Linked DNA regions of Mus musculus: regions 1 and 3 are each linked to region 2. A link is a loop called in an ENCODE intact Hi-C map of the cell type or tissue named here. Cell type or tissue: heart. All regions are shown on one strand.

Evidence for each region. Hi-C counts contacts between places; a loop is a spot of excess contacts. Peaks named below come from ENCODE experiments on the same cell type or tissue, not always from the same donor. Only the 100,000 strongest peaks of a DNase experiment are listed, where the experiment ranks them.
Region 1: it touches region 2 in a loop (2.2-fold over the local background); 4 of 42 quality-filtered maps call a loop at or near these places.
Region 3: it touches region 2 in a loop (2.0-fold over the local background); 2 of 42 quality-filtered maps call a loop at or near these places.

The regions. Positions count from the first base shown.
Region 1 is chr15:62,257,437-62,265,436 of GRCm38, forward strand. Pvt1 (Pvt1 oncogene) reads left to right here. Exons shown (of 5, transcript NR_132747.1): 5 at 985-2,779. Among named protein-coding and RNA genes, the nearest start is that of Pvt1, 220 kb to the left of the region's middle. In heart, no CTCF peak of the experiment used is centred here; DNase peaks (open chromatin) are centred at 725, 1,375 and 4,265; H3K27ac peaks cover 895 bases.
Region 2 is chr15:62,324,555-62,332,554 of GRCm38, forward strand. No RefSeq gene overlaps it. Among named protein-coding and RNA genes, the nearest start is that of Pvt1, 290 kb to the left of the region's middle. In heart, CTCF peaks have their summits at 3,934 and 6,802; DNase peaks (open chromatin) are centred at 4,047 and 4,597; H3K4me3 peaks cover 685 bases; H3K27ac peaks cover 2,152 bases.
Region 3 is chr15:62,213,726-62,221,725 of GRCm38, forward strand. The region is part of intron 2 of Pvt1 (Pvt1 oncogene); the gene reads left to right. It also overlaps the pseudogene Macroh2a3. Among named protein-coding and RNA genes, the nearest start is that of Pvt1, 180 kb to the left of the region's middle. In heart, no CTCF peak of the experiment used is centred here; DNase peaks (open chromatin) are centred at 3,136 and 4,786; H3K27ac peaks cover 2,837 bases; H3K27me3 peaks cover 548 bases.

The DNA.
Region 1 (8,000 bases), 67 kb before region 2:
AATGCCAGCCTAGAACCTGTGGTCCCATTTTACCAATGAGACAAGGCTCCTTAGTGACATGCTTATCTGTGTATATGCATTCACTGTGCCAGCTCCAGCAACCCAACCTCATGTGGCAGTCACTGGAGCAGCCTAGAGTCTCACTTACATTCTACTATTATATAGCTTAAGGGACCCGTGAATCCTAATTTCTCACTTGTAAAATGGATATTTTTTTAATCATTCCCATATTTTATGGTAATTGTGTATATTTATCGGTGTGGTAAGGCATCTCAATACATGCAAACGTACAATTGGGGTCAGGCTAATGAGTTGTCAATCATCTCAAAAACATCATTGTGTATGGAAACAGTCACAACCTGGCGGCTCTCTTGTGATATGTTGTAGCTCCTCTTTCCTGTATGCTGCCGCAGAATGCTGGAAGTTGTTTTTCCTGTCCACTCACACCAAGGGCTTTCTGATGGTTAAAAAGGTGTATACAAGCCCCTGGGCCCATGTGCCTGACACATTAATCCACTGTGCATGTTACTTACTGAGATTATTATTAGCCCAACAGGACAGGGAGGAGTATTGGGGGGGGGGGGTCCCTGGGGTGTGATCACTCCTGTTTACTCTTTGGATGGTGCCTGCCTGGCCAGGGATCATGAGTTTGTTTTTCTGGTACGGAGGTTGCCCTGGTGTTCTGGAGTGACCCCACAGGGCTGACTGAGCTCATTATACAAAGCTGTGTGCTGGGTCCTGTCCAGCTCCATCCAGCCCCGCCTCCTTGCCTGCTAAGCCTGTGTGCCCATGAGCCTCAGGGCTGTCCCTAGCTAGCATTGTTTGCACTCTGGAAAAGCGTGCAAACCTTTATTCAGAACCATCCCTAAGTCTGCTGGCAAATACAGTTTCTTTCCCCTTCTGGGGGACTAGAAGGGGAAAAGCTTAGGTCTTCAGTGGCTCCAAGACAATTCTTTTACCTTCTCCACTTTCTTTTTCCTACAGGCTCGGCTCTCCAGTGTGGTTTTCCAACAGGAGTCAAATATTAAAGGACATGAGCGTGTTGGGGAAAAAGATGGATAGTGCTAAACAGCCTGAGTTCATCCTCACTATCCTCTTCATAAGGAGAGCAAGAACAACCCCGGAAATGGCTCATGCTTAAGGTTTCTAACCACGGTCACACCTACAACACACTGATTGACAATATAGGTTACAGTACACATGGCTCTGCTATTTGCTTTTTGGTCACTTTGATATTCCCTGGTACCTGGGAAGAAGGAATCTCCGTTGAGGAGTTGCCTACATTTGATTAGCCCGTAGGCATGTCTCTGAGGCCTTTTCATAGTTGCTAATTGATGGAGGACAGCTTAGCCCACTGTGGGTGGTGCCATCTCCTGGACATGGGGTCCTGGCTTATATCAGAAGGGAAGCTAAGCATGCGCCTGGGAGCAAGCCAGTAAGTAGGTCTCCTCCATGGTCCCTGTCTCTGCTCCTGCCCTTAATTTCCTCAGCGAATGACTGATGCAAACATGTAAGCCAAACAAACCCTTCTTTCCTCTCTGTTACTGTTGGTCGTGGTGTTTATCACAGCAATAGGAAAAAACACTAGGGCAGTGACGTATAAGAGTGCACTGTGCCATTGTGAGGATTCAATATCCTTAGCGATCTTCAGAAAAAGTTTACTATGGTGCCTGGAGCATTGTTATTTGCAGAGATCCCTAGTGGCTCCTGGGCCTCAGTTTCCCTGTCTTCATTCTGTCTGTATTATATAAGCATGGTGTCCATAGCTCTAGCTCTTGCTTAATGATTCAACTGAGTAGGTACAACCATGCTGACCAGCCATGACATGTCCTGCCTGGCCATAGCCTGGAGTTGGACACAGAAACAGGGGCATAGCTGCCTACTGTGTGTGGCACAGTGTGTGTCAAACTCCTGGAGGCAGCCAGGCAGCCATCTCTATATTCTTCCTATCAGAATTCCTTTCACAGGTCCAAGCCATCTTAAGATGGATAAAGGCCTGGCCTTCAGGCAAGGCTATGCCTGTCAGTTCCGAATCTCCAGCTAAGTGGACTTGCAGCCCTCCCTGTCCTCTGGATGTCTGCATCATTCATACAAGGGACACGTTCTCTTTAGAGAAGAGCGTCTTCTGGGCTTCTCCCAGGTTGGAAGTGTCCTCTACTTCTTTCTTCCTGGCAAAAGCACTGGCCTAAGCAGCTCAGGAACAACCTACAATAGAGGGAGGGCCTCTTACCTCGGATGGAAGTGGAAACATAGTCTCCACGTTGGAACTGAGTCTTGGTTATGCTCTGAGAAGTAGCCTGGATTTCTAAGATCTCATGCTCATCGTTTTCTCTGGAGGCCCAACTCTGTTCTCATGAGCCCTGGCACGTTCCCTACCAGCATCTTTGTTTCCTATCTGAGGAGTGCGGATGATGCTTCTCCTGGTAAGGGGTATGAATAGAATTCCTGCCTGTGTTCTATGTGCTGAATCCCAGAGCCTAGAGTAGGGCCTGGGCTCTGGCGATTGACTGGTAAACACTTGTTTTGGAAGAGATAGTAGAGTCTTTGGAGTTCCTGGCACAATCTTCTTGGATAGTTGCCTGTGCCCGTTCTAAACCAGGATCTGACTAATTACAACTCCTCCTGCTTGCATTAAAGTTTTATTGGAACATGGCGGTGTTCACGGTTTTATATGATGTCGTCGAGCTTCTTTGCTCCCGCACTGGTAAATTTAATAGTCATGAGAGAGATATGGCCGTGAAGCCTAAAATAAAAACTATGTGGCACTTGGTTACAAAAATTGGGCTCCTGTTTTACATATCAAGGCCACCTTGTCTGACAGTGATCATGGATTTTGTTTTTTCTTGCGCAGGTGCTTGGGGCAATTATAAGTCAGAAATCAGAAGTGAGCTGGTCACCTTGAGGTCCATATTTTGCTTGCTTTCTCTATGATAGTTAGAGTTTCATCGTCACTTTATTTTGTCCTTTTAACTCTGTCCTGGCCCTGTTCTCCCTTGTAAGGTGTTACTTTCATTTCTGTCTAAAGAGAAACTGAACCCACCTGTTAACTGCTGGCCTTTTCTTTAGGGACTGACCTTATGCCCTATAAGAGGGCCAGGGAACTAAAATGGACATAACACAGTAGAGTCTACTTCATAGATTCAAAGGCTGGGATGCTAGGAAGTCCAGGACAGAGTCCAGGAGAGAATAGAGAATATACAGAGTGCTCTTCTTTTCCAGCATCCCAAATGGCACCTTGGTCTTCTTGGAGTCAACTCCCCCATCATTAAAATGGCCACAACAATGTCCACTAATCTGGTTCTCATGGTGGCTGAAGCATGAGATGTCTATTGCTCAGAGCACAACAGAGTTGTTAGATAACATTTAGAATCTTTACTATAGTTTAGATGTGAGACGTTTAAAAAGATCTCTGCTATGTGCTCTTAATCTCTATAATGGTCAACAGCCACCACTGAGAGCTAATTAGGTAGGACCTTGTTTCTGGCCTAGTGAGGGACATCTTCCTAGGCTAAGAAGCATCTGTGAAGTACCTTGAGATCTGGTCCTGGAGGCTGCTTGTCCTGTTGCTAGCCAAGCAATCCTATGGGTCAGAGTCACAGCATAATATAGCTATTAGACAATTTTCTTTTTCTTTTTTCCCCCATCCAGAGAATAATAAGCTCTCAAGTTCCTCCACCTCTAGCACAAGACTACACAGGGATATCTATAGCCTACAGAACTCACTGAGAACCCCATATCTGAGACTCAGGGAAGGAGCCAAGCTCAAGGCTTAGCTTGGTTGGCCAGTCAAGATTTTCAGGTGATCAGTGAGCTTTCTCTGTCTCATTTGTGGTCCATTGTAAATGATCTAGAACTGTTTCTGAGTGTGTAGAGGGTGGCTTACTCTGAGAACACTTTTGCCGGTAGGCTAATAGCTTCCAATGAGAGGTCCTTGAGAGTAGGATCCCTTGTGCTTCTGCCCTGGCCATGGAACTTCAGAGGTCCTGGACCTGTGAGCAAGAACACTGTTGTTTTGTTTTGTTTTTACTCCTAGCACAGGCATGAACTCCTGCACTTGATTCTAGTCCCGCAGAACTTGTATTGCTGGTGTTTGTGAGTGGCTGCTTTCTAGAAAGCAATATCTTTACCCTTGCCCTCTTAGAGGTATACGGGGAGAGAGAATCAGAACTCCAGTTTACATGCAGCTAGAGTTCTGAGGTAAAGTGACTCACTTAGGGCCACCCAGAAAAGAGCAGTTTGGCTGTCCTCCCAGGCCCTCTCCCTCTGATCATCCAAATATGGTAACACATGGTGACACAGAGCCACATGCTCCTCCTGGGTCTTCTGAGGCAGAGAGCTTCCAGGGACACTTTGGAATGAAGGAAATAGAATCCAAGAGACCTCTTTCAGAGACCGCCAAGCAAATCTTCTCAAGAATCCTGGCAGAATGTTGTCATTCTCTCTCTGAAAGGGGTGGCTCTTGGGATACTGTCCAGGTCACTGTGAACACATAGCAGAAGAAATGTCCTCCCAGCCTGCAGGGACCACCTTTTTCCAGGCCTTCCTCTGCTGGAAGCCTTCTTTACTCAACGCTTTCCCCTTTGATAGTCACCTCGACTGACCTTGAAGCCTCCTTCAGTTTTCTCTATACACAGAAACAGAATGTCAGTCTTTTTTTTTTTCTTTTTTCAAGAGTGACATAGAGCATCAATGGGAGGGGAGGTCCTTAGTCCTGTAAAGGTTCGATGCCCCAGCGTAGGGGAATGCTAAGGTAGTGAGGCAGGAGTGGGTGGGTGGGTGGGGGGATCACCCTCATAGAAGCAGGGGAGATGGGGGAATGAGATAGGAGGTTTGCAGAGGGGAAGCTGGGGAGGGGATAAAAATTGAAATGTAAATACATAAAATAACCAATAAAAAAAGAGTGACATATAATCACTAAAGAATATTCAAATAAGCAAAATTAGCCTCCTTTCTTTTCTACTTTTTTCTCCTTGCTTCCCTTCTTCCTTCTTTCCTCATTTCCCCCTCACCTCCCTACCCTTTCCTCCCTCCTTTTAAACTTTTGTCTTTATTTTCTTCTTCCTCTCCCTTCTCCTTTCCTTCCCTCTCTTTCTTCTTCCTTCCTTTTTCCTTTCCTCTTTCTTTAAAAAGTCTTGTTAAATATTTTACATATTTATGCAAATGTGCATTTATTTAAATAGCACCTGGACACCTGCTCTTGGTTCACCACCAGCTTGGTTCTGGTGATCGACACGATGACACAAGATGGATGAGGCTCTGCTCGGCTGAGCATGTGGCCAGTGGCGGACACAGATCCGAGTCAAATTTCAGATGAAACATAAGGAGATAACTAACTTGGGTTTAAGAAGAACAAAGATAAGCAATGAAGGGAAAGAGAATTAAAGCAGAACACATCCACTTGGCATGGGCTTCAACTGAGTCTCTTTCTGGGGACAGGATAGTCAAGCCAAGGTTTGAAGGAGCTGGCAATGCAGGGAAAGGGGAGGTGGGCCCACAGGTTTGAGAGACACCAGGCTTTTATTTTAAAATCACTGTGGCTTCTGAGTGGAGAATGGTCTAAAGAAGGGACTGGAGCAGGGTCAGTGTGTGTGCCTTGGGACTGGGAACACTCAAACAAAGGTTTGCTTAGAAGAGTGGAAGCCCAGAAATCCAAGGGCTTTGGTGCAATGTGGCAGAGAAAAATGAGATAATCTACAGAGAAGAGCATTGTGTTCTAGAAAGAGTTCCAAGGCATGGCCTGTCTTTACAGTACTCTTCCTAGCCAGCAACATCAGGAACTTAAAGTTAGTGAAGCTGATACTAGAATTCAGAGATTGGAGATGGTAAGCTGTGAGCTGTTATTTTGAGTCCTAGAGGAGTCTAGGGATCAGAACAGGGAGACAACCTACCTAAAATCCCAGTTGGAGCACTATGGGAAGAAAACTGACTTCTTGTGACCCAAATCCTTGTCTGTCTTCCAGATTGTTCCTATCCATAGCTTTGATCCTTGTTTGCCCTCTCCTATCTGCAGTCAAGTACTTGGAACATTCCTTTGTCAGGCCTGACTTCTGTCAAATGTCCCCCAATTGCTTCTTCCGTGCTTCTGCTCAGTGTCTTATGGCCTCAGATACTGAAGGTCTTCTCCATTTCCTCTCTTGCAGTTTCCTGATCCTGCATTTTTCAGTCCCTATTAGAGTTTGGAATAAGCCCTTCTTGGACTGTCCTCTTACATGTCCAATCTATGAGCAGGACATATCCAAAATGACAGTTTCACATTTTCCCCCCTGTTCCTACCATGGTCCAGCCACATTCCCCTTGCCTAGATTATTAACACAGCCATTGGATTCTTGTTCCTGTTTCTGCTTTACCTTTCAATAGTTATTCTTAAGGCAAAGCTAGGCAACCTTCGAAAATGGAAGTCCTACTACAAGACCCCAACAGCTTCTCAAGCCCTAAGTTTCTCACATTTTACAAAGATGGGGCTTAAATAATCATAACACCCTGGACTCTGGCTTACCATCTCCTAATGTCATCCTGCTCTCTCTCCCCTCTAACTGCAGTTCAGGGTAGAATTCTGTCCCAGGTTCTTTGTAAATGATGACTCCTCTTTCTTTTCATTGCTCAGTTCCTCCTCTGGGCCAGATAACAATATCCCCATGATAACATTCAGACTTCCCAGCATCTGATGATGCCCGTGAGTCCTCTGGATAGCTTTACTGTCCTCTAGTGAGCTTGGTGCTTTTTCAAGTGCCTCACATGTTTCAGCTACTCTGCCCATTTCTTTGCCCATGGTATAATAATCTCTAGGAAACAGAGATTTGGCTTGTCTGTCAGGAAGAAGTGCACATAAGAGATGCTCTACATAGCTATTTGGGAATGAATATCGGGTAGCCTTAGATCAGAAGAAGCCTGCCCAGAAGAGAAACATTAATATCTGACATAACCCTTTGCTCCTGGACCCCAAGATACCCTACTTCCTTTTTTTTTTTTTTTTTTTTTTGACAGAAGGATGCTCCCTATTCTCTTCTGATGTTTGCCAGGATGTCACAGGGATACTTTCTCCTCAGTCTCCATTTTACTGCTAAGAACAATTTTCTCCCATCTGAAAGCCATAGAGTGTCAGGTCAGTCACAAGTGGGGTGCTGTTTTAAAGTGTGGAAGAACCTGGTATAAGACTCCCTGTCAAGACAGCTACCTCTCTGGGACAAACACCAGTATGAGCTAGGACCAATGATCGCCTTTATCAGAGGAGGAAGAGCTGGTCAGTTCCTTTGTCATTCTCTCCTCCCTCTCCTGGTACAACATGATCAGTGTGCTGCCCACGGGACTCCCTTCCTGCCCAGCTTGGGACAGGCTGGCTTCTTCCTGCCTGGCTTGGGCTTTGCCACTGCCTATGCCACTCTGTTGCTCTGTGTGTAATGTGTGGAACTGATTTCCTGTCTGAGATAGCTTTTGTTACTAAACCTTGACAGAAACTTAAAAGAGAAAGAATTTATTTCAGTGTATGGTGTCGGAAGGGTTAGCCTATCATTAAAGGGCAGGTGGAGGAGAACAGCCTAAAACATGGAGATGAGATGTGGGGAAAGGTAAAAGTTTGGTCTTCTAGCAACATCCCCCTTAGATTGGAGTCTTCCCCTTTGCTTAATTTTCTGTGACCCTTAGACAATCCCAGAATGTGGTCAGCCTCTCAGGGACTGTAAATGCAGCCAAGATAATAATGATTAACTGTTACACTCCTGAAGGTAAGGTCAAATCCTAACCTTCAGAACCTGTGAATGTGACCTTTGTAGATGCTAAGTTCAGCTAGGGTTACACTGAAGAATACATATGGCAAGAAGGTTACAGGCAGTGGGAGGCAGGAACGTAACTGGTGCTTCCACAAGCCATGGACTGCAGGATCTAGCAGGTATGAGGAAGAGGTGTTCCCTGTGGAGTCAGGAAGAACAGGACTCTGCTCACTCATTGTTTTCATAATTCATCTCTGTTGTCTAAAGTCACCCAGATGTCAGCACTTTGTGATA
Region 2 (8,000 bases):
ATGGCAAGTATGATCCAGCATATTTAGCATATCTGAGTTTAGTTGGACTGCTCATTTCCTGGGGATGGACAATCCATCCTCTGTGATTTGAACCTATCTTTCCACAGAAGCAGGTTGTCCTAGAGCAGTGGTTCTCCACCTTTCTAATGAAGAAACCCTTTAATACAGTTCCTCAGGTTGTGGTGACCCTCAATCATAAAATTATTTCATTACTACTTCATAACTGCAATTTTGAAACTAATACAAATTATAAGATAAATATCTGATTTTCAGGATATCTGATATGTGGCCACAAAGAAGTCTTAGCCCACAGGTTGTGAACTGCTACTCTAAAATAAGACCTTTAGAGACAATCTAGCCCCCATTCCATGGCAGTTATCATGTGAGCATACCAATACAACTACATTCCAGGTTCTGGCCTCTTATTTCTCCAGGCAGGATGACATGCGATCTCTGCACTTTTTTCAAGCACAAAGACTAAAGTCTCAGTCTCCACCAGATGAGAGCTTAGGATCAGTGGCAACCCTTCATTTCCTTAACCAACCATAGCTGAGGCCAAAGATTCAAGAATAAGGATGTTCGGTGTGTTGCCAGTTACAACTGTGGGAAATGTAATATGTCCAACCTTTAGATCACACCATGTTCACATGAGCAAATGATATCAGGATGGCTGTGGAACTGAATCCCAAACAGAGAACAAGGGAAGAATGACAGATGTAAAGAGCAGGGGGCAGATCGGAATGTCACAGTCTTCATTTATATATGGAAGAAAATCTGAAAGTGTGAAGAAGGGTAAAAGTGTTTATCTTGGGGTCATGAGAATATGGGGGCTTTTCTTGTTCTAAATTCTCTATAAGGGGAGGAAGTATAACTTAGTGGTTATGGAAATGGACTTCAGAATCAAACTGGTCTGGCTTGTGTCTGTCTTTTGACACCTGAGTTTCATTATTTGTAACACAAGAACCATGATGGTGTTTGCTCCTTTATCTTCTTGGGAGAGTGATGACTGGCTTTGTGTTGGGGATGCTAGCTGTATGCATGGTACTCCTCTGAGCAGTCTGTATACATCTTCTCTATCATTGTCTGCACTCTGTAAGTGAAGAGGCAGAGAGTCAAAGATATTTCTCTGGACCTCCAATAGCTTTTACCATTCTTGGTGCACTAGTTCATTGATGATGGCTGACACAGAGTCTCTCCTGTCATCTACATCTCCCTGCTGACTCATTCTGGGCACAGTTTCACTAAAACCCCAGAATTTTCATACTAGCACGTGTCTTCTATCCTCTAGTTGTTTTTTGTTTTATATTTGTTAGCTCTTTTTTTTTTTTGAGTGAACTAATTATTGAGATAGCAGGTGGAAGAACATTCAAATCATACCATTGATTATGAGGAAGTACAAGAATAAGCTTCATGATATGGTAGTGAGGAGCTACCAGTCACATCTATTTAACACTGTAGAGGCTCAGGCATGGACTTAGCATTTGTCTCTTGCTCCTCATCTGGATAGAGGTGCTGGTGCTAATGAGATAGTGGGTAAGCAGAAAGGCTAGTCCAGGGAGAATACCATCATCCTGGGATCCTAGGGGAAGCTAGAAGACAGGGGATGGTGATGTGAGGACAGAAAGCAGAGAACAGATATAAGAGCTGGCAGATCTGGTAGATCTGGGGTCTCATCTTTGCTTTTTCACTTGTGGCTTAATACATTCTTTGAGTTTCATTTTCTTCTCCTCCCCCTCCCTCTTCCTCATTCCCCACTTCCTCCCTTCTCCTTCTTTCCATCTTTCTTTGTATGAGGCATGGGTGTGTCTATTGCACACTTGCTGTAATGCACATGTAGAAGTCGGAGGACAACCTTGTAACATCTTACTTAATTTCCCTTTGGGCTAAGTATGGCAGCCTCACTGGCCCATGAGAGTCTTGACTTTCTTGGATTTCCATTGCCTATCTTGTCATAGTAGCACTGAGATTACATATACACGTTCAAACACTCAGCTTTTTACTTGGGTTCTGGGGATTTGAACTCAGCTCTTTGAATTCACGTGGCAAGCAGTTTACAAGCCTGAACTTTCCCTGCAGCCTGAACTTTGTTTTCTGAGCTTCAAGATACTACAGTTGGGTGAACAGATTTTAGTACATCCATGTAAGCACACATAGGGCAGATATGGGCTCAACTGAGAGACTCTGTCTCAAAAGATAAGGTGGAGAGTGATCAAGAAGGACTCTCAACATTAACCTAGGGCCTAATCATGCAGATGGCACCGTTTCTTGGCTTTAGTTCCAGGCCTGTTTAGCAGCGGAGAAGTTGAGTTGACCAATCATACATGTATTCATTCCCTTCCTGCCCTTGACTAGCTGCTTAGAAGTTCCTGCTGCCTTGACTGGTTCACTGGCCTAGAAGTGAAAGCTGGAATACTACCATCCTCCTCTGAGTTTCTTTGGTGATCCCATCACCAGGAGCAAAGCAGAATAGTGGGGATAACAGTTTCCTAGGAAATGCTGGAGAGGCATTTCACACGGGAGGAACCCAACATGGAAAATCTAAGAAGAAGGACAAGATCGTCCCAGGAGGAAGCCTTGACTTACCCAAGGTCATATATGATGGGTATGAGTGAACTCCAGAAGTGACACTTCTTCTGTTGACGCCACATTTTGATTCTTCCTTAAATATAGTGACTATGTCACATAGTCTACAACCAACACTGTGCTGGGATCTGCCAATGTCAGTGGGATTATGAGCCTGTCTTCTGACCTCATGCTTCTCTACTTCCTCCAGAGTTTGAGACTATAAAGGTCACCTTTACATTCTATGTCTTTCGTCTTCCTGAGCTTGACCCTCTGCTTCGGAAGACGCATGCTTAAGCTTGCCTAGAAACCCTCATTGCACAGCCCTTTAGTTGCCCCTTCTGTATGACTCTCTTTGTAGACAAAACCACAAACCCCGATGGGCAATTAGAGATTTTCAGTGGCAGCAATTTGGGATGATTTTGGCTAATTGCTGTCCTGTGTGAAAGAGTGGACATCGTCTTTGACAGCTGGCCTGAGCAGTCAGCAGTGTGTGAGGAGAGTTTCTCTTCTGACTTTGAAAGTGGTGGTGGGGGCAGGGTGGGCAGTGACCTGCTGTAGTCAGTCAGAAATGTTGTGTCTGCCTTTAGCCCTGCACTGGCAAACCCCTGAGCTCTGGCAGACACTGCACAGATTAAATAGGCTTTAGAGTATGCAGAGTTATATTCTCACTCACAGTTTAGCAAGTTTAACAAGGGTTGCTACTTTGTCTCAGCTGAACTGGGAGGATCCCTAGACAAGAAAAGGATGGGGAGTTTGATGACCTCATTATTTACTCTCCTAACGTTTGTTGGGAGTAAATTGTGTGGCCCCTTACTTCCCTCTCTCCCTCCTTCCTTGTTTTCTCCCTTCTTCCCTTCCTTCTCTTTTCTCTTTTCTTTTCTTTTCGTTTCTTTTCTTTTCTTTTCTTTTCTTTTCTTTTCTTTTCTTTTCTTTTCTTTTCTTTTCTTTTCTTTTCTTCTCTCTCTCTCTCTCTCTCTCTCTCTCTCTCTCTCTCTCTCTCTCTCTCTCTTCCTCCCTTCCTTCCTTCCTTCCTTCCTTGCTTCCTTGCTTCCTTGCTTCCTTGCTTCCTTCCTTTCAGTTATACTTTTCTGCTTCAGACAACCAAGCACACCACCAGAGAAAGAGGAAATCAGTTTCCATTCTTACTTTCTTCTAAGGGTAAAAGAATGCACTGGTTTCCTCCCATGGGATCCCTTTCCATCTCTGCCAGGGTCATCAGTGGGGTGGTGTTAAGTGCTGTGCGAAGGCTGGGAAGGTTCTTGTTGCCACACTCTCTGCCTGTGGTTTGTGTCACCTCTGGGCACTGTCCTTGTTCTCCTGAAAGCCGTGGTGTTTACAGTGAATGCAGCATGCTGGGATCACACTGTGAAGCTGTAGGGGGTGTCTGAGTTCACATGTCCTGCATTCCAGGCAAATGTTTTTAATATTGAGCAATGCTATGGTTTGCCAGGGTGAGGTCTGTGCTATTGGAATGCCACCGAAAAGGAAAGTCCCGGACAGATAGTGACTCAAATCATCTCCTCCACTCACAATCCTCGGGGCTTTAATTCCTACTCAATTCCCTCATGATAAATACAGCTCCGTGTGCTTACTGACCGCACCGCTCTTATTGGTTCTGATAAGTACAACTTTCCAAGAGATAGGGACGCAAATTGTCATATTTTGTTGAGTCATGTGTGCTCAGCAACTCTTTCCCAAACATTGCATCAGTAATTGGCAGCTCCCTGGTCTCTGCTGTATGACACTCTATGCCCAGGAAAAGCTCTATCCATTTCATGAAAGAAAGAAAGAAAGAAAGAAAGAAAGAAAGAAAGAAAGAAAGAAAGAAAGAAAGAGAGGAAGGAAGGAAGAAAGGTCTCTCTCTGCCTGGCTGTGATAGCCTGCTCTTAAGGAAGCTGAACCCCCAAGGGAGCAAAGACAAACTGCATTTTCAGATAAGTTAGAAAACTATGGCTATTTTACTTTCCACCTCCACTGGTCTCCTAGCAACAAGACAGCTGATGACTTCTACCAGGAAAAGGAAGCCTGGAACTTGGGGGAGCCCGTCTGAATTCTTGCTCGCAGTCTGATTTATTTGAAGCTTGGCTGCATTCTTGGGTGTGGAGACCCAGAAGTCCAGTCATCGGGGCATTCCCTGACCTTCACTTGACCTCCATCAATGCACAGATAGAGGGAAAACAGATGAGAGGTGCTTTCACAAGATTTCTTTCACAAGAATCTGCTTGGTGGGGAACAGATATTTCCTTTGATTTGAGGAAGGGCAGTCGAAAGCCTGCCTGTGACATGGAATGAAATCTCAGAAAAAGCAAGGAGCTAAGTGGGTATCAGAAACCAGGGGTCCTACTGGTGTCAATCTCTCCCTGAGGAGTTCAGGCAGGGAGTTCTTGTGCCCTTGTTCTTACATAGTGTTGATATTCTCAACTATAAAGTAAGGGGATTGAAACAGATGTCCTTTCAGGGTTGTAGGCCTCTATGTGTTCTTAAATAGTTTCCCAAATATACCATTATATCATCAGCCTTTCTGATTGTCTGTCTGTCTGTCTGTCTGTCTCTCTCTCTGTCTCTCTCTCTGTCTCTCTCTCTCTCTCTCTCTCTCTCTCTCACACACACACACACACACACACACACACACAGAGAGTCACTACATGTTGAGCAAGAATCCAAACTCAGGTGTGGCTCCTACCCTATTCATACAGCAGCAGCTATGTGGCTGACATCCGTGTCTTGTTAGATGGTTTTACTATCAACCGCTATTAGCCTGTGGAAGTAGAACTGGGAGATTCTTTTAACAGAGACTTAAGTTGTACTCTGCCTTTTAACATCTGGTAGACTTAGAAATAGGAATAAGAGCCTTTGAGTAGTTGCTACAATGTGGATTAGGAACCAGTGAAATGATGTGCATACTCAGTGCCTGTTCCATAGTAAGAGCTCAGTAAACAAGGAAGGGAGCTGGAAAGACAGACAGACAGACAGACACACACACAGATTTGTTCTAGGTCCCTGGAGTGTAGGGACTTGTCCTAATTGTCCCCTCACCTTGATATATTGTGTGGCACACAGATCAGAACTAACTTCTTTAGCCCAACATATTCAGCGCGCACACACACACACACACACACACACACTTGCACACACACAGGTACACACAGAGTTGTTCACACATAAATACACACTCATATACTCATGTACACACAGTCACATCCACACCCACATAGGCATATACATGCACACCTGCACAGGTATGCTAAAGAGTAATGAACACACCCAGTCTTGCCAGAACTTTTAAGCAAGGGCCTGAATTTTATAGCCACACTGCACAGCTAAAGTAACTGTCAGATGATCTAACAGTGATTGATATTTCATATACCACTTAGAATTGTTCTTCAATAATTCCTGGAATATGCAGTTTTGGCTTTGCCCAACACTCTTGATTCTGCACTGATTAGATAATATTAGGGCACTTCTTACTGTCCCCCTGCCACTCTTCCTTGCTCATCCCTTATTATGTCTTACACTTTTCTTTTTTAAACTTCATTGTTTCATAGCAGCTTCTCCAGATAGAGTTTGCTACTCTTCACAACCGTGAGGCTCAGGATGTGAGGGAGTAAAGACAACAGAGTGGGGAAGGACGCACAGTAATGTAACTTTCATGTCTCTATTCAAATGGAATGTGAGATGATGTGGTGGTACAGGCCTTCAATCTCAGCCTCTGGGAGGGGGAGGAAGGAGGGTCAAGAGTTCATTGTCATCTTTGACCGAGTGGTAAGTTTAGGATCAGCCTGCCCTACAAGGTACTTGACTTCCAAATGAATACATAGATTGCTAGGCAACTAAATGTAGAGGATAGAAGGAAGAACATGACAGATATCTTTTGCTGAAGAGAAAACTTGCTACCTTGAAGCAGTAAAAAACAACAAATCAAATCAAATCAAAACAAAACAAAAAAAAAATCAAAAACCAAAAACCAGAAAACCCAAAAAACCCAAAAACCCCCAAAACCTATCTTCCCCTGTATCATCACTACGGAGCCTTCCTGTGTTTCTAGCTTTAAGCTCACGATATACTTTTTATTTCTTGCCACTAATGACCTTGGAGGATGAATACCAATGATTAGACCTTAATTTCAAAGGGCATACTTATTGACACTTAGACAAATTAACTAGTGAACCCATATAACCTGAGCTATACTGGTACAATGAACATTTCTGCCTAGGTAGCATGACTCCAGAGCAAACCCTGCTGGCAAGCATGATCCACTGACTTACTCAGGATCCCTGGGTTCTTGTGGTCCCTGCTGACCCAGAGCCTCCTTTTGGCTCATCTTGAAGGCATCCCACCCTTATGGTACTACACATCATTGCCCCTCAGATTAAGAATCATTTGTCCAGAAGCTAGAGAATCACCAGCCACTGAAGTTTAAGAGTGGAAAAACTTTTTCTAAGTTCTTCATGCCTAGTGAGTTCCAACTGTGGGGCATGGCCTGGTTATTGGGTTGTAAAATCAAGTTAATAGTTCATGACCTACAGTCCAAAAATGAAATGAAATACAACAGACAGTAGCAGAGGCAACAGCAGCTGGGGCAGTGTGGGGCAGTGGCACAGTTATATGCCATCAATACGTGTATATGTTCTGAGTCACTATGGGAAAGCAACTTTTACTGATAATTATGCCTGCTCATTTTTTTTCTTTCCAATTTATGTTTTATCTAAAGAGGCTTCATGTGCCTTGGGGGGAGGGGAGGGACAGAAAATATATTAGGATGAATTTCACAAAAGTCCCTCTTCCAGGTTCTATCTGTCCCCTGTTTTATAACTTCATGTAATATTTCATATTCCTAAAAGAGGCTGGCAACACACCACTGGGAGAGCTCTTGCCTAGCACATTTAAAAGCATGTATGCTCAGCACTCACTCCAGAGAAAAGAATCGAAGAGTCACTCAGGTCTATATTAGAACAATATTAGTGGTCTATACAGTATTACTTAAACTATATTTGCAATGATGTTCAGAATTGAGCAAATTACTTAAAGAGACATAAGAAACATTGCTATCAGATGGGTATAGAGGAATAAAAGCTGGATGAAACAGTAGAGACTAACATGAATTGGAGAGATTATACTTCGGTTCAGATCAACAGCTTAAGTACAAATGTGACAGGAATTTAGTTGACAGCATTTCAGGGCTCAAAGTCCAGGGTTGTTAATTAACTTATCTCCGAGTAGTCACCAGATCGTGCACCCAAACTCACGGTAAGGGTGGCTGCACTCAGCTTTTTGCGGACATAACATTATGAAGTACTACTGGGCATATCTGGGGCAAAAAATAATTATTATACTTTACAGCTTCCAAATTAACTCTCTTTTCCTAATTCTTTATTTTGGTTTAGTCCCATGGCTTACTTGGAACATCAGGATGTGGCAGAAATTATTTGTCATTT
Region 3 (8,000 bases), 110 kb before region 2:
AGTAATTATATCACCCTTCTGTTGACCATGCATATCTCACTTGGATCCGTTTTGAAAAGGAAAGATAAATTTCCTTTTCTCCTCAGTGTCTTCAGCCAAGGGATGAGAACAGCGCATGCTGCTGCTGCTGATTCTGTGTGCTCAGGGCCCTTCTGTGGAGGAGCAGGAGAATAGGTGAGTGTAGAGAGGAGCTGAGCCTTGCTTGCTGGGAGTTTGGCTGGGCTACCCCAAGCCCCTCTTCATGGTCATGGCAATCTTTCTTCCCCTTGGCCTCTTGTCAAATGCATTTCTTCCTCTCTGACTTGGTTGTGTGCAATTCTTCTGAGCATCGGTGTATGAAATCGTGGCTGCACAGTTCATAGCAGTTCTAGGTCACCTGCTTAGGTTTTCACCTCCTTTCTTCCCCTGACCCGATCATCTTTCTCTCTGATCTTTCCTTAGCTGGCCTCTCAACTCTTTTCCCCCTTCTCAATGCAGTTCAGAGAATAATCTGCATTACCGCCTGCTTTAGACATGTGCCAAATTCAAACATATCACCCTGTCTCCCTAATCCATTGTGGTACTCTATCCCCTCTATTGTCCCCATGTTAGTGTCCGCCACCCACCTTTGGACCAGAATTCTAAGATATCTTGTGAGCACTCCATATCTTCCAGATTAGGTAGGTTTCCGGAAATGGCCTGTCTGGGTGAGTTAAGATAGACACTTGGGGAGGAGACACATAGTCTAAAAGAACAAAAAGGTAGCAACTCAAGGAGGAGACAGGGCAGGGTAAGAAGTTTCCTTCTGCTCTCATTGAGACAATGTTAACCAGGCTATTGTCTTGCAGGTGGACTGGAAGCAGCTGGCTCACTTTGCAGGATGTTGGAACCCCCAGACTGCTGTAGATATGGAAAGAAGACACTGAGTGGTGGGGAAGGCATGGGGAGATGCTCTGAGGTTCGGAATGAGTCCCCAGTATGCAGCCGACTGGTGGTTGGGATGCCAAGTGTTGGGGAGAAAAGGGTTAATCTCGAGCAGCTAGAAACCCGAGTTGCTACTTAGAATCGGAGAGGAGAGTTTGGCTGTTTATTTTGTTCATCTTTCAAGTAAGGGGTGGAATTCTTATGTCTGAAACTCTAGTGAGAGGGTCCAATGGAAATGAATATTTGTGCAGAGGAAGAATCACTGTGTTTGCATCTGCTCTAAAGTGATCACCTATCACCTTAGCTGGGGCAGGGGACCCAGACATTGATGAAATACCGATTTAGGTGTCTTGGGAGAAAGGAGACTATTTGTACGCTGTATATTTTTTTGTTTGTTTGTTTTTCATTTTTGGTTTTGAGATTCTCCCACACGAGTTCAATGCATTTTGATTTCACCCTCCTCCCTTACTCCCTACATATCCCACTTTCAAATTCATATCCTCATTTTCTGTTATTTTTGTTATAACTATGATTAGTGGTGCACATATACTCTGCTGTAGGGCCCCCACCGGGGTGTGATCAACCTATCAGAGGGCTTATTCCTGGAGGGAACTGACCCTTCCATCAATAGCAGTTGACTGCCCTTAGCTGTTCAACCTAGATCTGGGCTAGGTGAGATCTTCCCCAATCCATGCTGGGATTTTGACCAGTGTGGGTCTGTGCAGTCCTTATAGCCATAGGTGCTTAATGTTCTTGGGTGCCGCACCTCTGTCATGTCCAGAAGAAACTATTTGGCAGCAGAATTTCTGGTCCTCTGGCTCTTACAAGGTTTTTGCTCCTTCTTCTGTGATGGGGATGAGTTACAGAAGCCCCATGGTCACTTATTCTGTGGATGTTGACCTGTTGGGGATAAACTACTGCACACAGCAAAAAGAAGCTGTTTTGACAAGGCCTGAGAGTTGCACTCTACAAAGCTAGGGATAAGTATGTAGGAGCCAGATGAAAATGCTATCGTTCCATTGGGTACTTCTTGCTGTTTTGATGATGATTGTAATTCACAGGGCTTACAGCTGGTTAGACCTGTTGATAACTTTTAGCTTCTGGCAGCATTCATAGCATCTTCCAGCACTCTAAGAGCTACCCACCCACAAAGAGGCTTCCAGGTCAGTGCCAACATGATTTCTTCACGGCCCTGACTGAACTGTGTGGTGTCTTCAGCAATAGACTCTTCAACAAAGAGCAATGAGATAGCAGCCTATATTTTTTTTGGGGGGGGGGTCTCTTGAACCCCCTTGGTGGTTGTCATTGTTGATGCTTTGAGAAAGGTCTTGATGTGTCATATAGGATGATTGATTGCAAGCATGCATCCCCTCTGTGAGCCAACGTGTTTCTTCATTTAGATGAATACAGACTGAGTGAAGTTTGTGACTTTTCATGGTGTGGCCCGTGGGCCTGTTCCTATCAGTTGTAGGCTTTAAGAGAACAGACTAACGTTCTCTGTGGCAAAGGAAAGTGGGAGTCCTGACTCCATGCCACCTGCAGACTTCAACTGCCTGCTTATCTGCCTTGCAAATTCTGGGCCTGGGAGTTTTCATGATTATGTAAGCCAACACCCCCCTCCTCTCCGTCCTCCTCGGTCCTCTGACTCTCTCACACAAACACACCCTCTGGGAAATAGTAAATCCACGGAACAAAGAGATTAACTTGAATGCCTGAAATGTGTGCAGAAATGAATATGATTTGATTGCATGTAGAAGCCTCCAACTTAAAGCTTTCAGGCTGGGTGTGATCACCCTGTAGTCAAGAAAGGACAGAGAAAAGCTATCATGCTAGTTCTCTCTTCAGGCTTGCCCCCCCCCACCCTCTCCCCCCACTTGCTGATCACTTACTACAAGTCTACCCATTGCTCAGGGTTGCCTTTTCCTGAAGCCAGGGCCATTTATCTTCTTTCATTGTTTTCTGGCAGCTTGGGATGTGATCCTGGCAGGCTTTCCTATTTGTTGTTGGATGCCCCATGGTCCCCACATCAAAGTCCCTTTGGGTCCCAGGCAGCAAAAAAAAAAAACATCCAGGAATTCTTTTCCTATGTCAGGCATTGATTGTTCCAGCATCTTTCTTCCAGGCCATTGGCAGTTCCTTTACCCTGCAGCCTCTTGAAGCCACTTAGTGTCTCTTCATACTGAGTAATCCCATTTATTCAACGTGTGCGGCTTCCGTACTGGCAAGCGTGAGTAAAAATAGTTCTGCAGCCCCAAGGGACAGGGTCATTTGAACTTAGTGACTCTCAAAACACTTGGTGTGAATAATGGAAAGCACAGGCGCATCGATGGATTCCTCTCAACCCTCCTTGTTCCTTGTTTGCTTGGTAAAGCAGAGTTCTTAGCCCATAGTTTTCCAAGAATGTGTAGGTGGATTGCTGGGGACAATTGATTTTTTTTTTTTTTAAGAGAAGTATTGTTCCTTTGCATGTGGAAATGGTGAAGCAAAGAATAATATTGAGCAAGAGTCATTCTGATGACCAGGCCCTGGCTAATAGCAGAGACAGTGTTGCAATGTGTTTGGGCCATTGAGTGCTGCAGGTTGAGCTGTCCTAGCTGAAATGCTTAGGAACACAAGTCCCGGGGATATCAGGGTTTTTTTTTTCCCCCTCCTAATGCTATGGATGCCTAGAAATAGCTTCAAACTGGGACCCTAAACCTTTATGTTTTGTATATTTCCAATACACATGGCCTGATGGTAATATTATGTAACATTTTTAGTGATTTGTATATGCAACGAAGTTTATGATGAGTGTTTTCCATTTGAGCTATCATGTTGGCCCTCAACCAATTTTGTATTTTGGAACATTTTAGGTCTGGGGTGTAGGGGTAGGGAATACTGCTGCTTTTTTTCTTTCTTTTTTTTTTTTTTTTAATTAAGAAAAACACTGGATCTTTTTTTCTTCTTCTTCTTCTTCTTCTCATTTTTCTTTTTCTTTAAAAGAACAAAAAACCCAACAAACAAAAATCCCGAAGCAAAAACCCTTTTAGGTGTAGTTACAAATATTTTAGGTATCAGAGAGGGGACCCTATAACAGAAAAGCACCCCAAGATGTTCTTCTCATCTTCTCCACTGAGGGAGACAACCAGTACACCTAGGTTAGGCAGTCACATCCTTTTCTCTTGGAAAAAGGAAGAACCTAAAGACAAAGAAACTGTGAACGGATTGTGTGTGTGTGTGTGTGTGTGCGTGTGTGTGTGTGTGTGCGCGCGCGCGCGTGTGTAAAAGTCACTGCTATAAATCTAAACAAGGCTTATTTTTATGTTTGTTTGTCTTGTTTGTTTTTGAAAAAGTTCTAAAACAACAGGAAGGAAAACACATGGAAAGAAAGCCCTGGTGGAGATCTGGTTAACTGTGGAAGAGAGGCCCTTTGTAAAGAGAATATAAAATGCACTGGACCCCTTCCCCAGGCAGGCAGGACCCATTCCCGCCGCCTCCATTCACCCTCTCAGCCACCCTCCGTTCTCATGCCCTGTCACCCTTCTGCAATCCTTTTAAACCCCGCTCTTGTGATGTCACGCCGATCCTCCTTCGCCCCCGCTGCCGGAGAGAGCTACTTGGTGTCCAGTTTGGCCATCTCCTGCACGTAGATGCCGATGCTCTCGCTGTCGAAGAGCAGGAAGTACACATTCTTCAGCGAGGACGAGCCCGAGTCGTCCTCGAAGTGAGCCGAGATGGCCTTGAGGGTCACCTGGGCGGCCTGGGGAAGCAGTTTCTGCCACTGGGGAACGGTGGGAAGGCGACGGATTTAAGCTTCTTATCCTCAGCTGCAGACAGGCAGTTTTTGATGGTCTCTTCCAGCTGTTCTTCACATTTGTCAGAGCCCCACCGGGGGATGTGACAGTGGATGACAAATTTGGCTGCGAGTCCACTGGATTGGCTGACGGCAGCTTCAGCGATTTCTAAAGGGCCTTGGGACTTGCGAAGCTCCTTTACTGTTTCCAAGAACTCTTTACCCCCAGCCTTTTCCAAGGCTTTCCCTATCTCTTCCTTGAGGTCGATCTCAGCTGTGGTTGGATGGACGATGCCCTCCACCCTCATGGAGCCAATATGGCTGATGTCACTCTGGGTCAGGGATAGCTTCTGCCCCAGAACGTGGCTCTTCGAAGACAAGATGGTGAAGCCATCCCCCGGCACATCCTCCGAGGTGGAATTTGATGTTCCTTCTTTATTGCTGTCCTTTGCTTTAGACTTCTTCGACGTCCCTGGCTTGGTGGCCTTGGATTTCTTAGCCCCCTTCTTGCCTGATGTGGCCTTCCTTCCTCTTTTCTCTGGGGGTGGGAGAGGATTGTCTCTGACTTGCCTTTGGTCCCTCTTCTTGGCCAGCAGTTCGTGGAGAATTCTCGGCAGGACACCCCCACTGGCGATAGTCACTCCTTTCAGTAGCTGGTTGAGTTCCTGGTCGTTGGCAACGGCCAGCAGGATGTGTCTGGGGGCTATCCGGGCCTTCTTGTTGTCCCTCGCAGCGTTCCTGGCCAACTCCAGGATTTCCGCTGCTAGGTACTCAGTGACCGCAGCCATGTAGACCTGAGCACCTACGCTGATCCTGTACTTGAAGGTTCCCTTTTTCAGGTAGCGCATCAACCGGCCTACTGGAAAGATGACTCCGGCCTTGGCTGACTGGGACAGCTTGGACATTTTCTTCTTCCCGCTCCGGCCTGACATCTTGCCTCGATTTTCCTCTTAGCTTGCTGACAGAGTGGTCTCTTGGCACTTACACAATACTGGTGCTGTGCTGCGGGCTCCGGGCGACCGGTGGCCTAGTGAGCTCCAATCCCGGCCGCAGGTTCGGCCCGCGTGCCACCGGTGCTGGGCAGGACCCTGCCTTTCTTGGGGTTGTATCTGTGCGTGTCAATGGCGGCGAGCAGCAGTACTCCCGGCCTCGGATAGTAGGGGGTGGGGTGGGGGGAGGGAGAAGGGATTCCTCCCTCTTCCCCACATAACCACCTCTAGGAGCTGGTGCTTTCTTGAATGCATCACTCCTCCCAGAATTGGACTTTGCGCTGGACCCAGGATAAGCAAGCCTTAAGGCCTTGCTGTAGTTGACGATTCCATGGACCGTTTCTTTCTCCGACTGTAGTTGCTTAGGATGGGGAAGGGCAGCGGCTCAGCAGTTGGTAGAGACCTCAGTCTTCTTAAAGCTTATTGAGTTGATTCTGGTTCAGGTTATGGGATAATCCAGGCAAGTCTCTAACCTGTCTGAGCAGGAGGAGCTTGACCAGGTAGTTCCTAGGACACAGTTTTGGTCCTCTTGAAAGGGGTATTGTATTGGGGGATGGGGGTGGGGACTGAAAACATGTCCTTTTCATTTTACCTTTGCTTGTAGTGCGAAATATTTACATTTTGTAATGCAACAAAATGTGCGTTGGGTGAGAGGCCAATGCCCTGGGAGCTTAGTTGTGACTCAGTGTTGTCCTTCACAGATCACCGCCAACCCCAGCTATGGATGAGGGAAGCCTCTTTGACTCATTAGGGTTTTGGAAGCAGAACAAGGGTTGTCAGGAAGCAAGTAAAGCTTAGAAGCCTCATCACAAGACGCCTCGAGAAGGAGAAGCAGGGCACCGCTTGCCTTCCTTTATAGATGGAGATCCAGGCCTAGGAAGTTCGTCTCCTTCCTACTGACTGGTCCCCAAGCCCACCTCTGTGTTGCCAGTGGCTCCCAAAGCTTTTGCATTTACAGCTGGAAGGAAGAGATAGTTCAGCCTCCTTGCTTTTTCCATCACTCATGTTTCTTAGAGGAGCGTGTGTGTGTGTGTGTGTCTGTGTCTGTGTGTCTGTGTGTGTGTGTGCACATGTCTCATTTTTTTCATTTGCTGCATAGTGCTTAATAGTTTTTTTTTTTTTCCTTAAGGCTATACACGCCTCTTCCTTTTGATCCATTTCCCCCTTTTTATTTCTACTTCTGCCTTTACTCAGGTCATAGAATTTCTTTTTCCCTCATCCTAAACTCTTGAACTACTCGATTTCTCTCCCTCCTTACCTTGCATCTGTCCATCCATCCATGAAAGCTGCAGCCCATATAGATGCTGGCATATCAGGCCAAGTCTAAAGGACCTGCCTCCAGGTGCTATGTCTAACTAGACAAGGGAAGATCCCAGAAGGGGTCCCTTGGCACTGGCTTTTGCTGCTGGCTGTGGGGTATAGAGGAGAGCCATTAAGACAGGTAGTGAGCCATTGAGCCACTGGGTCCTCTTCTGCCTCCTGTGGACTTCTAGGACCATTACTGGCTAGTCACCGCTCCATCCTTCCTGTCCCATCCCATCATTAGTTTGGACCTTTTTCTGAAAGTAGGAGGATGTGTTCTGGTATTGTATTCTGGGACACTCAGGCTAACGGGTCCTTACTAGTCATTCTTATCTTTGTGCTTCCTGACAGTGGGGCCAAGAGTCTCACTCATCACCATATCTCCACCTTCTAATACAATTCTGGGTATGTGCTTGATACACACTGTAGGGTGCATGAATGAATGGCATAAATGAAATAACAGACAGGCTGGGGATGGTGTTGAGAGGCCACCCTGGCTAGTTATCTGGGCTTGTGTTTCCGGGGGTCTTATCCCCTCTTGTCAGATTCGGGTCCAGGACAACGGTTCTATTGTTCACAGATAGCATAGCCTATCTGAATGCCTCTCTGGGCAGCCCTCTGTCACACCCTGAGCTCCTGCCCTATCTCTGGCCCCACCTGGTCCCCTTGCTGACACCCGTGCGGTGGGCCTGAGGAAAACTTTCATGTAGCCGGCATGACTGCTCCTTGATCTCTTTTCCCCTGTGTAAAAATTCATGGAAGAGTGCACCTGAGTCTCCTTCACTCTCTGCAGTTGCAGGAGGCCTAGATAATAGCTTCCATAACTCCTCAGTGTGACTATCAAACATACAGCTTAATCTCAAATATGGACGTTGTCTGACAGGTCCATTCCTATTCCACTCTGCCGTGGGATAAGCTGAGGTCCCCAATGACATCAAGGTCACATGACAGTAGTAAAAGAGACTGAAATTAGAACCAGCCATCCACCCTGACCCATCTTAGTCCTTTTTTCCATAAGTGGCCCACCCACAACA